5 separate regions of the Homo sapiens genome follow, and all the other regions are linked to region 5. A link is a contact called in ENCODE Hi-C or POLR2A ChIA-PET data. All regions are on one chromosome and are shown on one strand. Each heading gives the region's core, a stretch centred on a gene start or an enhancer-like site at or near the end of the contact. The rest is flanking DNA. Distances are from core to core; before and after follow the strand shown. Region 1 holds the start of TRMT61B (tRNA methyltransferase 61B). Region 2 holds the start of SLC5A6 (solute carrier family 5 member 6). Region 3 holds the start of BABAM2-AS1 (BABAM2 antisense RNA 1). Region 4 holds the start of GTF3C2 (general transcription factor IIIC subunit 2). Region 5 holds the start of SF3B6 (splicing factor 3b subunit 6).

Region 1 (2,700 bases), core at 177-2,676, 4.8 Mb before region 5:
ACCAACTTATTATTATTATGTTGCACGTGGGTCTTGAAATCCTGGGCTCAAGCAATCCTCTGGCCTGGGTCTCCCAAAGTGTTGGGGTTACAGGTGTGAGCCACCACTCCTGGTTTCCCCAAATTATTTAATCTCCCTGGGCCAGTTCTTTTACTCATAAAATGGATTTGTTTCTAACACAGAATTGTTGGAAACTTAAATGAGTGTCTAACGTGCCTCGTATTGCCAGACTCTCAATAAACTTTTGCCCAGTCAACTAATATCCAGCAAAGAGGCTAGCGATTTTTCTTTTTTTTTTGAGACAGAGTTTTGCTGTGTCGCGCAGGCTGGAGTGCAGTGGTAGCTCGATCTTGGCCCGCTGCAACCTCCGCCTCCTGGGTTCAAGCTATTCTCATGCCTCAGCCTCCCTTGTAGCTGGTATTACAGGCGTGCACCATCGCGCCCGACTAATTTTTTTCCCCCGAGAGGAGTTTTGCTCAGTCGCCCAGGCTGGAGTGCAGTGCCGAGATCTCAGCTCACTGCAACGTCTGCCTCCCGGGTTCAAGCGCTTCTCCTGCCTCAGCCTCCCGAGTAGCTGGGATTACAGGTGCGTGCCTCCACGCCCAGCTAATTTTTGTATTTTTAGTAGAGACGGGGTTTCACCACATTTGCCAGGCTGGTCCCGAACTCCTGACCTCAAATGAGCCGCTTGCCTCGGTCGGCTTCCCAAAATGCTGGGAGGCTAGTGATATTTAACGCTAAATAACTCTGGCCTCCAAAGATACCTGTTTCCATTTTAAGACACTTCTATTTCGTTTTGGGAGGGTAAACTAGTTATATTTTAATAATGAAAACATGTGTTACATAAGCACATAGTGAGTACTCGAATCAACCTCGGACTCTCCGGGCGTGAGGGGTGGGTGAGGGGACCGGCAGGTGGTCACAGCCCCATCAAAAGGGAGTTGGGGCTGGGGGATGTCGCGGTCAACTGGGAAAGGAGAGCCAATCAGCAAGTGGCGCGTCCCACGCCGTCTGTCAAATGCATCTGGGGGTTAGCTGTACTCATACATCTTGTGGGTGACTAGGTGACTTCCGTGTTCAAGACACAAGCGAGCTAAGCCTGGGATTTCAGTTTGCACAGCGCTTTGTTAAGTTTTGTCTCTCAATCTTGCTGTCCAAGAGCGAACCTGGAGGTCGTCTGTTAGCGGTAAATTCTTTACCCACATTCCGAAAAGGAAAACGGCGGCCGCGCGCGAGGACATATTCCTTGGATGGTCACTCAACCAGGACTCCGCTGCTCCCGCGCCCTAGCTTGACCTAGCGCACCGCCCCCTCCCCGACGCAGGCGCAGTCGCGGAGCTGTAGAGCCCCACGCAGCTGCAGAGCCATCGGGCTGCTGCGCCATGCGCGCGACTGGGAAAGAAGGGGTCGCGCTAGGCTTGCGTCACTCGTCTGCGACGGCGCCTTCGCGAAACACTATGCTAATGGCATGGTGCCGCGGTCCTGTCTTGCTGTGCCTGCGGCAGGGGCTCGGAACCAATTCATTCCTGCACGGCCTGGGGCAGGAGCCCTTCGAGGGAGCTCGGTCACTGTGTTGCAGGTCCTCGCCTAGAGACCTGCGAGATGGAGAAAGAGAGCACGAGGCGGCACAAAGGAAAGCCCCAGGAGCAGAGTCTTGCCCATCTCTCCCTCTGAGCATCTCGGACATTGGGACTGGATGTCTTTCGTCACTGGAAAACCTCAGACTGCCGACGCTGCGGGAAGAGTCATCCCCTCGAGAGCTCGAGGACTCGAGCGGAGACCAGGGCCGGTGCGGTCCCACACACCAGGGATCCGAGGATCCTTCGATGCTCTCGCAGGCCCAGTCCGCTACCGAGGTCGAAGAGCGTCACGTCTCCCCTTCTTGTTCAACTTCCAGAGAGAGACCCTTTCAGGCTGGGGAACTGATTTTAGCTGAGACTGGGGAGGGAGAAACAAAATTTAAGAAATTATTTAGGTTGAACAACTTCGGACTCTTAAATAGTAACTGGGGGGCAGTCCCGTTCGGCAAGATCGTGGGGAAGTTCCCCGGCCAGATACTGAGGAGTTCCTTCGGTAAGCAGTACATGCTGAGGAGGCCAGCCTTGGAAGACTATGTAGTATTGATGAAAAGAGGGACTGCCATAACATTCCCAAAGGTAATGCGATGGAGATAAGGTGTGTATTGGTTTCAGGAGGGGCAAAGACAGATGCAGTACTCAGTCCTGATTAATGTATTCAAAGACATCTCAGAACGTTTGGATTTTTTATTGTACTCAGGCTTTTAAAATAAACCAATGGTTATAACTTTTACATATCATGATGAAAATTAGCATTAGGGAACGGCTAGATTTTAATTTTAACTTAGGAGTCTCGAGTCCCTTATTTGTAAAATGTGGATAATAGCTCAACTTTCTGTTAGGGTGATGTGAACTCACTACGTACATAATAAGTACTAATTTTGTTCCCCATTACTCTTAAGTTTATAACTTCAGGACTCAAGAGAATGTTGAACTCTTAGGGAACAATTTTTTAGTACTACTATGATGATATTTTAATATTCAATAATCATGTTACAAGAGTATATTAACAATAGGTACATTACGGTGCTTTTCCCCTTTTAGGGAAGAAATAGAGTTTTATATTACAATAGCTAACATTCAACACCAAACATAAAATGACTATTCTTTATTAAAAAGTTAA
Region 2 (2,700 bases), core at 27-2,526, 3.1 Mb before region 5:
ATTTTGAGTTTGAAGTTAGGGTGCACTCAGTAGGAAATGCTTAATAGGAAGCTAGAGGTACCCGTATGTACCTGGAGTGTGGAAAGGTTAAAAAAGACACTAAAGAGATCTAGTTTTGGTAGACATCTGCGTGATGATTACAGCTGAAACCATAATAGGTGGATTCTTTAAATAATATAAGGGTATAAAAGCAGCCAGGCTAAGGAATGGCCTGTATCCAGCATCTAGGGATGTCTTCCCCTCACCCCAAGATGGTGCCCTTCTGATTCAGGCAGCAACGGGCATGCAGCATTAGCTCTCGTGTCGTTTTACAATAAAAGGCCACTTTTGACAAATTTTGCACGCTCCCTGGACATTGGGTGCATATCTGCAGAAGAGAAAGAAACATTAGAACTCCAGAAAGAAAAGCCAAGAAAAGAACAAACGGCGATCAAGAATTAACTGCCAGTACACGTTTCCAGAATTCCTCTAACACGGGGCCGATAAATGGATAAACGGCTCGTGTCCCACCCTTGTAACAGGCTAGGCTAGGAGATGCCATCTCTTCCTCCAGAGTCCTGCGCCGAATCAGCTCCCGACACTTTCAGTACCAGATATCGCACAGGGAAGGTCCTCATCTCTGAAGATCACTATTCGAACTTATTTATTATGCTTTCTGCAGAGACTTCTCAATCTGACAGCCCTAGTTTGGCGCGGTGTAAAACGACCGCAGGTACGTAAAGAACTCATCAAGCATTACAAAAGTACAGCCCTACCACCGCACGATATATGGCGTTCGTGCGTAGAGAGATTACACAAGAGGCAGAGGACCCGTCTGTAGAAAGAACTTAAAGTTATTCTAAAATTAAGGGGCGAAATCAAGTTTCACAGGTCTTTGAAAGTCGGCAGGACTGGGGCGCCGAAGGCCTGCACGACGTGAGTACTTGGGAACAGGACCTGGCTGGGCAGGGTCGGGAAGCGTCAGGGACGAAATCAGAACCGCAGGCCCGCCGAGGAGAAGGGGGAGCCGCTGGCGAGCGCGACGCACGGCTGGCCAGCGACCCTGCTTCAGCCCGACCTCAAACTTGCTTCTGTACCTCGGGTAGCGCCAGAGCCCTTTCCACGCCCAGAGCGAGGAGCAGGGCGGCAGCCCAGGGCACCAGGGTCGTAAGACTACCCGGGTCGTGAGGCGCCATTTTCCGTTCCCTTGGTGCTCCGCTGCTCGCGCGACCCGGCCCCGCGGCCCCGCCCCGCAGCGCGTCAGGCCCTCTTCCCCGGGCGTGGCCTAAGCGGCCCGGTCCAGTCGCCCTGGGGCTGCTTGGGGGCTTTTCCTGCTCGTGGAGCTCTGCGCTGGTCTTCATGCGCCCTAGCCCTCTTTCGGGGATACTGGCCGACCCCCTCTTCCTTTTCCCCTTTAGTGAAGGCCTCCCCCGTCGCCGCGCGGCTTCCCGGAGCCGACTGCAGACTCCCTCAGCCCGGTGTTCCCCGCGTCCGGACGCCGAGGTCGCGGCTTCGCAGAAACTCGGGCCCCTCCATCCGCCCTCAGTAAACATGGCGGCACGGCGAGCGGGGCGGGCAGGGGGCGGGCAGGGGGCGGGGCCCCCGCGGGCTCCCGGCCAGGGCTCTCGGCCGGGCTCTGGCTACCCACGTGTGGAGACCGGGCAGGTGGGCCTGGAGAGCGTGAGCCGGTGCCGAGAGGCACCGGGGAGCGGCGTCTGAGCCGGGGCGGGGACAAGGGGGCGGGGAGGGGCGGAGCGAGCCGGCCTCCGGCGTGGGTCTGAGATCTTAAGTGCGAGCGGTAAGGTGGTGGTCTCCGCCGCGTAGAGGGAAGCGGGAAACCGAGAAAGAACGAGGGTGAGGGTGATGAGGGAAGGGCAAACCTCAAACTCCAGCGGGAGGACACGAGCCTGGATCGCCCCGGGCACCTAGTCCTCTTCACCTCAATGCTGATAGCGCATAGCGTCCCGGAGCCTGGCGAGGAGGTAGGAGCGGGATAGACGCTTCCCTAACTCATTTTCTTTGCCTTCCCAGGAAAAGGGAGCGATGTTGATCTCAGGAAGCACAAAGGGACCTTCCTAGCTCTGACTGAACCACGGAGGTAAGGGAGTGCGTTGCTGCCCCAGGGTGGGCCAGCGCCCTGACTGAAGGGCGCCAGGGGATCCCTGCTCCCGGCGCGACAGTGTTGGTTAGGGCCAGCCAGAAAGCTCCTTAAAGCCGACCCAAGTGATCATCTCGAGTAGCCGAGCCAGGCTTCCCTTCCACATTACCCCCATGGTGTCTGCCTGGAAGTTCCTGAAAGGTTTACGTTTAGCTGGCTGGCAAATTTTCTAAGGTGTTAGTAGCTATTAGCATTTTAAGGAGGGCCCCCAAAGCCTTTCACACCTTGAGGAATTATAGGCCCCAGGACAGATTTTGAGGGAATCTTTTTGGAACAGTTAGTCCTGCAGTGGTCTCATTGCCTTTTGTAGGAGTCAATGCGATCCACTGCAGTGTGTGACCAAAGTGAGTTCAGGTTTTTATTTTTATTTTTATTTTTATTTTGAGACGGAGTCTCGCTCTGTCGCCCAGGCTGGAGTGCAGTGGCGCGATCTCGGCTCACTGCAAGCTCCGCCTCGCGGGTTCACGCCATTCTCCTGCCTCAACCTCCCGAGTAGCTGGGACTACAGGCGCCTGCCACCACGCCTGGCTAATTTTTTGTATTTTTTAGTAGAGACGGGGTTT
Region 3 (2,835 bases), core at 240-2,739, 3.8 Mb before region 5:
ATACTAATCCACATCATAATTTTGAAGCCTATTTTTTTCTATTCGCCAACATTTCCACCTTCATGTCTATGTCACAATTCTTGAAGGGATGCTTATCAAAGTCATATGCTAAGTACAAATATACCTATCTTATAAAAAAGCAAAAGGGTCTCACCTATATTACCGAATTGTTCTTCTGTGTTTTTCCCCACAGTACCCATTATTACTTTATCTCTTGCTTCTACAAAAGAAGGAAACAGAACCAACACATTCTAGACACCTATCTACCCATTATCAGGCATTATATTACTCATCTCTATCTGTAATTTCATTTACATTTCCCCAACTCTGTTCCCTGAGAACAATAATTGTTCCCATTTGACAAGTGGAAGCTAAAGAAACTTGACAAATAGAAAATTAAAGCTCAGCAAAATAAAATAACTTGTTGAATGTTGGAAGCTGGAGGATCAGAATCCAAATCCGGATTCTCCAAGTCCACTATACCCATCTTTCTCTCAAATAAACATTGATAACTTCTATCACCAAAGAGAAAAGCATCAAGGTGATTTTGTAAAGCGTATATCTTATAAAATGTGAACAGACAAAAAGTAAAAATTTAAACAAATGATTGCTTTACCACTAAAAACAAACTGGACTATTGCTGACCTACTGCTGAACCTGGTCTGAGTGATTCACTAGTCAAATGTTAAAGGGAACAGCCTTGCTCTAGAAGCCAAACCATACTAAGTGACAACAATACATTCTAATTCAGCAACGGTCGTGACTTTAGGATGACACCTGAGGGAATGAATTCTATTTCCAGGGCAGCCATAATACTATGTTTTAACAGTGCAAGGTTTCACGCAGTATTAAAATCTATTTCAACCATGAGGAGGTGTGACTTCTCTAAAAAAAAAGGGCGGGGGGTGGGGAGTGGAACACAATGACTCCAAAATCAGAAGTCACTTAGCCAAAAACACTGGTCCTTTGGTGCAGTGAACCGGGTACATGGACAGGGAGTCACCACCGGTAGTAACTCTTACGCATGGCAGCACTATAATACACCCCAGATATACAAATATTTACGGTGGTCAGAGTCCCCTGAATACTACTACTGCAATTTGTATTTCCTGATTTTGACGTATTGCAAAAGGAAAATGCAAAATTACAATTTTTGCAAGGGTCTGCTACCCCAAAATAAAGTTACAAAAGGTCCTTTGATGAGAGGCCTGGGGATTACAAAGACGTCTAAAGCACCATCCAGGTTCTTGCAATTAAAATGAGATGACAAACACGGAAACATGTGCCCTGCTGACGTCATGGAACGGAAAGGGGTGGCATCCTGCTGCGTCACGTCGACGTCATACAGCGCACGAGGGAAGTTACACTGGGGAAGCAATTTCCCCCAAGGGGCAACATTCGAGAAAAACAAGTTAGCTCAGACCCGAAGAATGACCACCCCACTCTAGGGGACGTCTTAAAAAGGGACACTCTCCCCTCTTCCAAACTGTATGATTCCCCTCATCAGGCAACAAGGAACTAATACTCGGGGTTTACAGGAACCAGGGGATGGGCCAGATATGGAGAAAGAGACGCCTCTGGCCTTGGGGGCTCGTTCTTGAGGGAATCAGCGTGATGGGGATGAGAAGGGCATCTTTGGAACGGGGGCCTTCTCCATAGGAAGAGGAGGCGAGTCCCCTGGCCATATTTAAACCACAGTTCTCCACGCCACCTGTGCGACTCGGGATCCAACCTCCCCGCACCAGCCCCAGTCCAGGTACCTGGAACTTAGTCCGATCGGTAACCGGCGACTACGTGGGGTACAGGTACCCGAGCGCGCCCCCGACAGACGCACCGACCTGCGCGCGCGCCGCGGGCAGGATGCGTGCGCACTCCCCGGACGTCCCGCCCCGCCCCCTCTGCGGCCCCGAAGCTGGGCGGCGTGCGCGCCCCCGCGCCGCGCCGAGCCGGGCGCTCGGAAAGGCGTCCCCGCGGTGCCTGACAGTTCCTTCCTCAGCGCCTGCCCCGTGAGTGACGAGGAGCGCGGAGTCTCGCCATATCAGGAGGGCCCTGTTACGTGAGGCTGTGCACCGAGACTATTCCAGGAAGAAGAGGGGACACTTGGTGGGCGGGGTGATTTCGGGCAGTCAGGTGGGCGACCCGCGTAGGCGTCTGAAAGGCCCGCGTCGTTAGGGAGGGCAGGAGTGGCGTCTCTGGTTACGGGGTCGGGCAAAGGGCAGAGGTCACCGTCCAGGTTGGACAGCAGCACCTTTGAGCGATGGCGGCGTCTGGGGAACCCCAGAGGCAGTGGCAAGAGGAGGTGGCGGCGGTGGTAGTGGTGGGCTCCTGCATGACCGACCTGGTCAGGTTAGTCCGGGGCCAGTTACTCAGTCTGCGGCTCGGGGGAGGAGGCGTGCCGTGCGCTATGCGCCCAGTGGAGCTTTTGGGCGCTGGGTCTCCAGGGATAGACAGTGCTAGCTTTGGGTATGAGCTGCAGGTTTTCGAAGCCTTCAGCCTACCTTCCTGGCATGAAAGAACTTGAGTATATAAAGGTAAATCTCAGGGGAGGGGACGTAATAGGCCAGGGTTTAGTGAAAGCTCTAATATTACTCAAAGCGCTCCCCAAAGACCTGCCCTCCAAAGACTTGCGCCCCCAAAGACCTTTCTTGGCCCGGCTGCTGAGCCTTTCCCCAAACGAGCCAGGGAACTTTGCCCACGTCATTTTACCTCCGAGAATGTGCCTACCTCACAGGGTTGTTGTGAGGACTAAATGAAGTAAAGTGTTTTGTCAAGCGTAACATTATCCAAATTGGGTATTATTCGTCTGAGCTTATTGTATAAAATAATGAGTTGAGC
Region 4 (2,700 bases), core at 163-2,662, 3.3 Mb before region 5:
TAAAACTTTGGTTCACAATTCCACTTCTAGAAATTATCCTACCCATATAGTTACACATTTGAAGTAATTTAGATGCAAGGTTACTTATAGCAGTGTGATTTATAATAGCAAGGGACCATTGTTTATAACAGCAAAACCATGTAAATATGCATCAATATCAACAAGGCACTAGTTATACCACATCCACCCAATTAAATGCTAACTAGTTATAGCACAGAATGAGAAAGGTTTTTGTGTACAGAAATGGAATAATGGCCAAACTCAGTGACTTACACCTGTGATCGCAGCACTATGGGAGGCTGAGGCAAGAGGATCACTTCAGGTCAGGTGTTCAAGACCAGCCTGGTCAACATAACGAGACCCCATCTCTAGAAAAAATTAAAAAATTAGGCCGGGCGCGGTGGCTCATGCCTGTAATCCCAGCACTTTGGGAGGCTGAGGCAGGCGTATCACAAGGTCAGGAGTTCGAGACCAGCCTGGCCAACATAGTGAAACCCCTTCTCTACTAAAAAGACAAAAATTATCCGGGCTTGGTGGCGGGCGCCTGTAATCTCAGCTACTCGGGAGGCTGAGGCAGGACAATTGCTTGAACCCGGGAGGCGGAGTTTGCAGTGAGCCGAGATCGCGCCACTGCACTCCAGCCTGGGGACAGAGCAAGACTCCATCTCAGGAAAAAATAAAAATAAAAATAAAAACGGGGTCTCACTATGTTGCCCAGGCTGGTATCGAATTCCTGGGCTCAAGTGATCCTCCCCCGCCTTGGCCTCCCAAAGTGCTGGGATTACAGACAGGAGCTACCATACCCAGCCAAAGTCATGCTTTTCTACTCCTACTCCTTCCCTTCCTTGTCCTCTTTCCAAGCTCTCTCGGGCCCATCCCTGACTTCACTACTGGCAGAATCCTCCAGCGGCCGGCGGCGAGGACTTCTTTGTCTCCCAGACTCCGCCTTGGGCTCGGACGCCGCCAGGGTTGCAGGTACAGACTCTCTGGTCTAGCTGGCTCTTCCGGCCACAGGCGCGGCAGTCCGGCCGGAAAGGCCGGATTCAGGGATCCAGAGCGCGAGCCCGGCCTGGGAGTCCGCCTACTCCCGGCTCCCGTCGAGGCCGCGTGGGATCCCGTTGGCCGCGCAGGCGTCGATCTCCCCTTTTTGACACTGCAACTCCCATGAGGCCCTGCAGCGTCCCTGGCGCCGCTGAAGACGCCCTGGAACTCGGCTGGCTTCGGAGGGCTCGGTGACTCTGGCCGCGCTGCATTATGGAATACAGAGTCTAAGAGAAAACTAGCCCGGCACCGACTCCGGACCAAGCACACGTGTTTACCTTGTGCACTGGGGTGGGGGCGTCAGTGAAGAGCAGCTAACAAGATTTCGTCATAAGACCGCGACCAGACAGGCGGCGCCATCTTCGAACTTAGACTTCCGGAAGGACTTTGGCGAGGGTGAGTGTATCGCCGCAGCGGGTGTGTGGGGGGCCCCACAATTACTCCTCCCCCTTCTTTTGCCATAGCACTAAGATATTGGGAACAAACTCCTGGCTCCGCTCTTCTCCCAGCCACAGCAGCGCGCCTTTCAGCGTCTGCGCTCCTACAGAGCACCATCATGCTCCGCACCTTCCCTACTGTGGCCACCGTGCACCCCCCATCTCTGCAAGCCTCGGGTCTTGCCCTCCTCCCCCACGCGGTGTCGGTAACGCGGAAGCCTGTGTCCGGGCGTAGGCGCTGCATACGTAGCGTCCCTCGAACTCGGCGAACCTACAGTAGTCCTTGTTAGAAAAACCAGGGCTCCTCTCCCGCACAGGCTAGGGGAGAAATCTACCTTCACGCCCAGGACTGAAGAAGGGCAGGTGATGGCCCCTAGAGTGGTTGTGGGTCAATCTCTTTCAGCTGTGTCCCAGCCTCTTCCTCGAGGAGGCTCTTTAACCCCGAGGGTTGTGCCCCGCGCGCTGCAACGCCATTGGCGTAACCAAGGGCCAGTTGTGTTTCCCTGTCTAGTCCTTTTGTCCCGTGGCAAGTTGGCTGCCTGTTGGGGAAGTCAGAGGTGGCGACTTCAACTCCGTCGGAGGCAACTCACTTTGTTGGAGGGATGTATAGGGTATGGACAAACCTCTTTGTTCCAGAGGCATATACAATTTTAAGTCAATCCCGTGCCATCACTATTTTTGCAATCTCTTATCAATTGTACTATTGTTTTCTGAATAGTTCTCTTTAAATTGACTTACTTAAAAAGTTTAAATGCATTAGTCTCGACCTAAGCAATATAAATGAAACCGTGGGTTTCATGGGCTACTTATAATTGTTTATGTAAGTTGAAATAAAAGCACTAGTCATTAAAATGTTCGTTTTCGTACCATTAAAATCATCTTGCATACCGCCAGTTGTACCCTAGGAACACTTTAGGAAACAATATATTAAGCTAAGCAGTGTATTCAAAGTAATTTCATACTTAAGGTGCAGTGTTGTGTCATTATTTTTTCTTGGCTGGGGAGGTCAAGCTGGCATCCTGGAGCAGCATGGGAACCAGACAGATTGGGGTGCAATGGAAGGTTTTAGAAACTCAGTACGAATTTACTGATCATCTATTCCTTTACTGTGTATCCAGAATTTGTACCATTACATCCTGCTGCTGCCTTCCATGAGAAGTGTATTTTTTTTTTTTTTGATACGGAGTTTTGTTCTTGTTGCCCAGGCTGGAGTGCAGTGGCG
Region 5 (2,700 bases), core at 135-2,634:
CCACGGAGGGCCCCCAACGTCTGCTGCCGGTTCTGGACAGAATCTACCCAGTGACCGAAATCCAGGAGGCCCATAAGTACATGGAGGCCAACAAGAACATAGGCAAGATCGTCCTGGAACTGCCCCAGTGAAGGAGGATGGGGCAGGACAGGACGCGGCCACCCCAGGCCTTTCCAGAGCAAACCTGGAGAAGATTCACAATAGACAGGCCAAGAAACCCGGTGCTTCCTCCAGAGCCGTTTAAAGCTGATATGAGGAAATAAAGAGTGAACTGGAAGGGTGGCACGCGGACTGGGGCCGCCGCGGCGGGGTTGAGGTGGGAGTCCGGACGGGCGTCGCAGCGGGGATTACTGAGGCCCGATCAGCTGACGCTCAACCTGAGGGCCCCTCCAGGGACGGAGATTCTGGGTATAGTTACAGCGTCAGCCGTGACACAAGCCGCCAGAACCCCACATATTCCGCCTTGCGCACAGCTAGAGGCCCAGGCCCACCACCTCCGGCACCTGCCCGCGCGCCCCGCAACCAGTGGGCACCACAGCAGGCCCCAGCCCTGCCCGCTACTCACCTGGGCCCCACCCCACCTCTCGCCGCCCTCCTCAGGCCCCACCACCTCCCGCTACACATCTGAGCCCCGCCCCACCTCCACCACTTTCCTCAGCCCCAACCACCTCCTGCTACACTTCTGGGCCCCGCCGCACCTCCACCACCCTCCTCAGGCCCCGATCCCTTCCGCTACTCACCTGGGTCCCGCCCCAGCTCAGTCCTCCTCAGGCCCCGCCTTCGCCCGCTACTCACCTGGGCCCCACCCCACCTCTCGCCACCCTCCTCAGGCCCCACCACCTCCCGCTACACATCTGGGCCCCGCCCCACCGCCACCACCCTCCTCAGGCCCCGCCCCTTCCATTACTCACTTGGGTCCCGCCCCAGCTCACCGCCTTGCTCAGGCCCGGCTCCCTCCCGGATACTCACTTGGGCCCCACCCCAGCTCTCCGCACCCTCCTCAGGCCCCGCCCCCTCCCGCTACTCACCTGGGTCCCGCCCTACCTGTCATAACCCTGCTCAAGCCCCGCCTCCTCCGCTCCCCAGTTACTCACCTGAGACCCGCCCCAGCTCTCCGCCCTCCTCAGGCCCCGCCCTCTCCACCCGGGTTCCTCTGCTCAGGGCCTCCCCGACCGGAACATCTCGCCTTTTGGAGGCTACGCCCCGCCCTTTACGGTACAGAGCCCGGAAGTGTCTTGGACTCTCGCCTTTCCATCTTCCGGCCTCGAGTCTCGCTCAGGCTCGGTTTTACCCCGGAGTCTATTCGAAGGGGGCTGCTACGTCAGCGCGTCTCAGCGTAAGACGGCGCTATTCCGCTGTAACAGCTTCCGGCGGGTCCTGGATGTTGATGTCCTGCATCTAACGCGGTGTAACCCCCGAAGCCGAGCGAGCTCCGGAGGAATTTCAGTATCTGCTACGGTAACTTCATCAGCCCGCCAAGATGGCGATGCAAGCGGCCAAGAGGGCGAACGTGAGTATCGGGTGTTCTGCGGAGGGTGGGAGAACTTCGGGTTTGACTTTCTTAGCGGCGTGGATCGGAGCATTCTTGCTCCTCCTCCGTCCCCAGAGCGGAGAACTCCAGAATTCCTATCCTGTCAGCGAAGACACTATCCGGCCCCATCCTCAGAGATATGCTCCTTGAGCCACATTTCTGTCCCCACCCCTTTTGAGAGTTCCTCAGTCTCTACCCTAGTGTCAGTGATAGTGTTACCCCTATAGCCTCTTTGCTTGACCCGCACCTAAGGACCTGGCGTTAGGATTATCTCCTTGACTTAAAGTCGATATCTCAGAAGAGTCCTCAACTAACTTAATGGTTCACCAACAACTAGGACCTGGGATTCCCCTCAGATCATGGTGCTTTTCGGATCCTTCATTAACACATTAATTAAAACAATATTTTTTGAGCACCTACTATGTATTCTGCTTGCCATGTGGGACATAATTCATCAATTATATTTATTGAATAGCTACTATGTGCCAGACACTAGTCTTACGTATTGGGAATACAGCAGTGAATAAAACAAGTCCTTCTGCTTACATTCTAGTGTTTGAGAGTACAGTGTTACGGAAACTTTTAAAAAAAAAAAACTCAAAAAAGAGATTAGTCAACAGTAAAACGCTTAGAGGTGTAAGATGAAGTTAGGCCGAGTGAGGTGGCTCATGCCTGTAATCCCCGCACTTTTGGAGGCTGAGGTGGGAGGATTGCTTGAGCCCAGGAATTCAAGGCTGCCTTGAGCCATGATTGTGCCACTGCGCAGCACTTCAGCCCAGGAGACAGAGCAAGACCCTGACTCAAAAAAAAAAAAAAAAACAGAAAGAAAGAAAGAAAGAAAGAAAAGACAAGCAATTGACCATTGTATATGTAAATGGAGACTTTTGGTGACCTTGATGATAGGAATCATTTCAGTGGATGAAAACTTGATTGCAGTGGGGTGAAAAGATGGTGGAAGTTGAGAAAATGGAAACAGCAAAGACACTCTGTCCATGAGTTCTCATTTAAATAGGAAGTAGGGAAATTGGATGATAGTTGACTTTTTTTTTTGAGATGGACTCTCACTCTGTCACCCAGGCTGGAGTGCAGTGGCACAGTCTTGGCTCACTGCAACCTCTGTCTCCTGAGTTCAAGCAATTCTCCTGCCTCAGCCTCTTGAGTAGCTGGGA

Evidence for each region. A loop is a pair of places that touch in the nucleus more often than their neighbours do. ChIA-PET counts read pairs that join two places held with the same protein, here RNA polymerase II (POLR2A). Pooled maps may share reads with other maps.
Region 1: a pooled map shows a loop between it and region 5 (28-fold over the local background). The contact joins the promoter of TRMT61B here to the promoter of SF3B6 in region 5. A Hi-C loop is called at or near these places in 8 of 50 pooled maps. POLR2A ChIA-PET finds 5 or more read pairs at or near these places in 2 of 52 experiments (B cell and CD4-positive, alpha-beta T cell).
Region 2: a map of CD4-positive, alpha-beta memory T cell shows a loop between it and region 5 (11-fold over the local background). The contact joins the promoter of SLC5A6 here to the promoter of SF3B6 in region 5. A Hi-C loop is called at or near these places in 3 of 168 maps with a recorded cell type or tissue (CD4-positive, alpha-beta memory T cell and naive thymus-derived CD4-positive, alpha-beta T cell) and 9 of 50 pooled maps.
Region 3: a map of naive thymus-derived CD4-positive, alpha-beta T cell shows a loop between it and region 5 (7-fold over the local background). The contact joins the promoter of BABAM2-AS1 here to the promoter of SF3B6 in region 5. A Hi-C loop is called at or near these places in 1 of 168 maps with a recorded cell type or tissue (naive thymus-derived CD4-positive, alpha-beta T cell) and 7 of 50 pooled maps. POLR2A ChIA-PET finds 5 or more read pairs at or near these places in 1 of 52 experiments (activated B cell).
Region 4: a loop to region 5 is called in a pooled map, with 12 times the contacts of the local background. The contact joins the promoter of GTF3C2 here to the promoter of SF3B6 in region 5. A Hi-C loop is called at or near these places in 4 of 50 pooled maps.

What each region holds. Positions count from the first base shown.
Region 1 is chr2:28,869,035-28,871,734 of GRCh38, reverse strand. TRMT61B (tRNA methyltransferase 61B) reads left to right here and starts at 1,426. Exons shown (of 7, transcript NM_017910.4): 1 at 1,426-2,156. The coding sequence starts at 1,458. RefSeq lists enhancers at 1,084-1,233, 1,464-1,633, 1,248-1,772, 2,402-2,700.
Region 2 is chr2:27,210,844-27,213,543 of GRCh38, reverse strand. It overlaps SLC5A6 (solute carrier family 5 member 6), which reads left to right and starts at 1,276. Exons shown (of 17, transcript NM_021095.4): 1 at 1,276-1,524; 2 at 2,011-2,077. ATRAID (all-trans retinoic acid induced differentiation factor) reads right to left here and starts at 1,503. Exons shown (of 7, transcript NM_001170795.4): 1 at 1,077-1,503; 2 at 246-367. The coding sequence starts at 1,175. RefSeq lists silencers at 1,080-1,329, 1,520-1,839 and an enhancer at 2,622-2,700.
Region 3 is chr2:27,889,768-27,892,602 of GRCh38, reverse strand. It overlaps BABAM2-AS1 (BABAM2 antisense RNA 1), which reads left to right and starts at 1,489. Exons shown (of 1, transcript NR_028308.1): 1 at 1,489-2,835. It overlaps RBKS (ribokinase), which reads left to right and starts at 2,216. Exons shown (of 8, transcript NM_022128.3): 1 at 2,216-2,346. The coding sequence starts at 2,258. It overlaps BABAM2 (BRISC and BRCA1 A complex member 2), which reads right to left and starts at 1,874. Exons shown (of 12, transcript NM_199191.3): 1 at 1,761-1,874. RefSeq lists a silencer at 1,749-2,028.
Region 4 is chr2:27,355,476-27,358,175 of GRCh38, reverse strand. It overlaps GTF3C2 (general transcription factor IIIC subunit 2), which reads left to right and starts at 1,412. Exons shown (of 19, transcript NM_001035521.3): 1 at 1,412-1,437. GTF3C2-AS2 (GTF3C2 antisense RNA 2) reads right to left here and starts at 1,411. Exons shown (of 4, transcript NR_183827.1): 1 at 1,320-1,411; 2 at 274-368. RefSeq lists enhancers at 1,082-1,211, 791-1,404, 1,222-1,561, 1,612-1,891, 1,405-2,018.
Region 5 is chr2:24,075,010-24,077,709 of GRCh38, reverse strand. It overlaps SF3B6 (splicing factor 3b subunit 6), which reads left to right and starts at 1,384. Exons shown (of 4, transcript NM_016047.4): 1 at 1,384-1,510. The coding sequence starts at 1,481. TP53I3 (tumor protein p53 inducible protein 3) reads left to right here. Exons shown (of 5, transcript NM_004881.5): 5 at 1-277. The coding sequence ends at 131. It also overlaps a transcript of FAM228B not described here. RefSeq lists a silencer at 510-1,159 and enhancers at 1,270-1,499, 1,034-1,565, 1,566-2,098.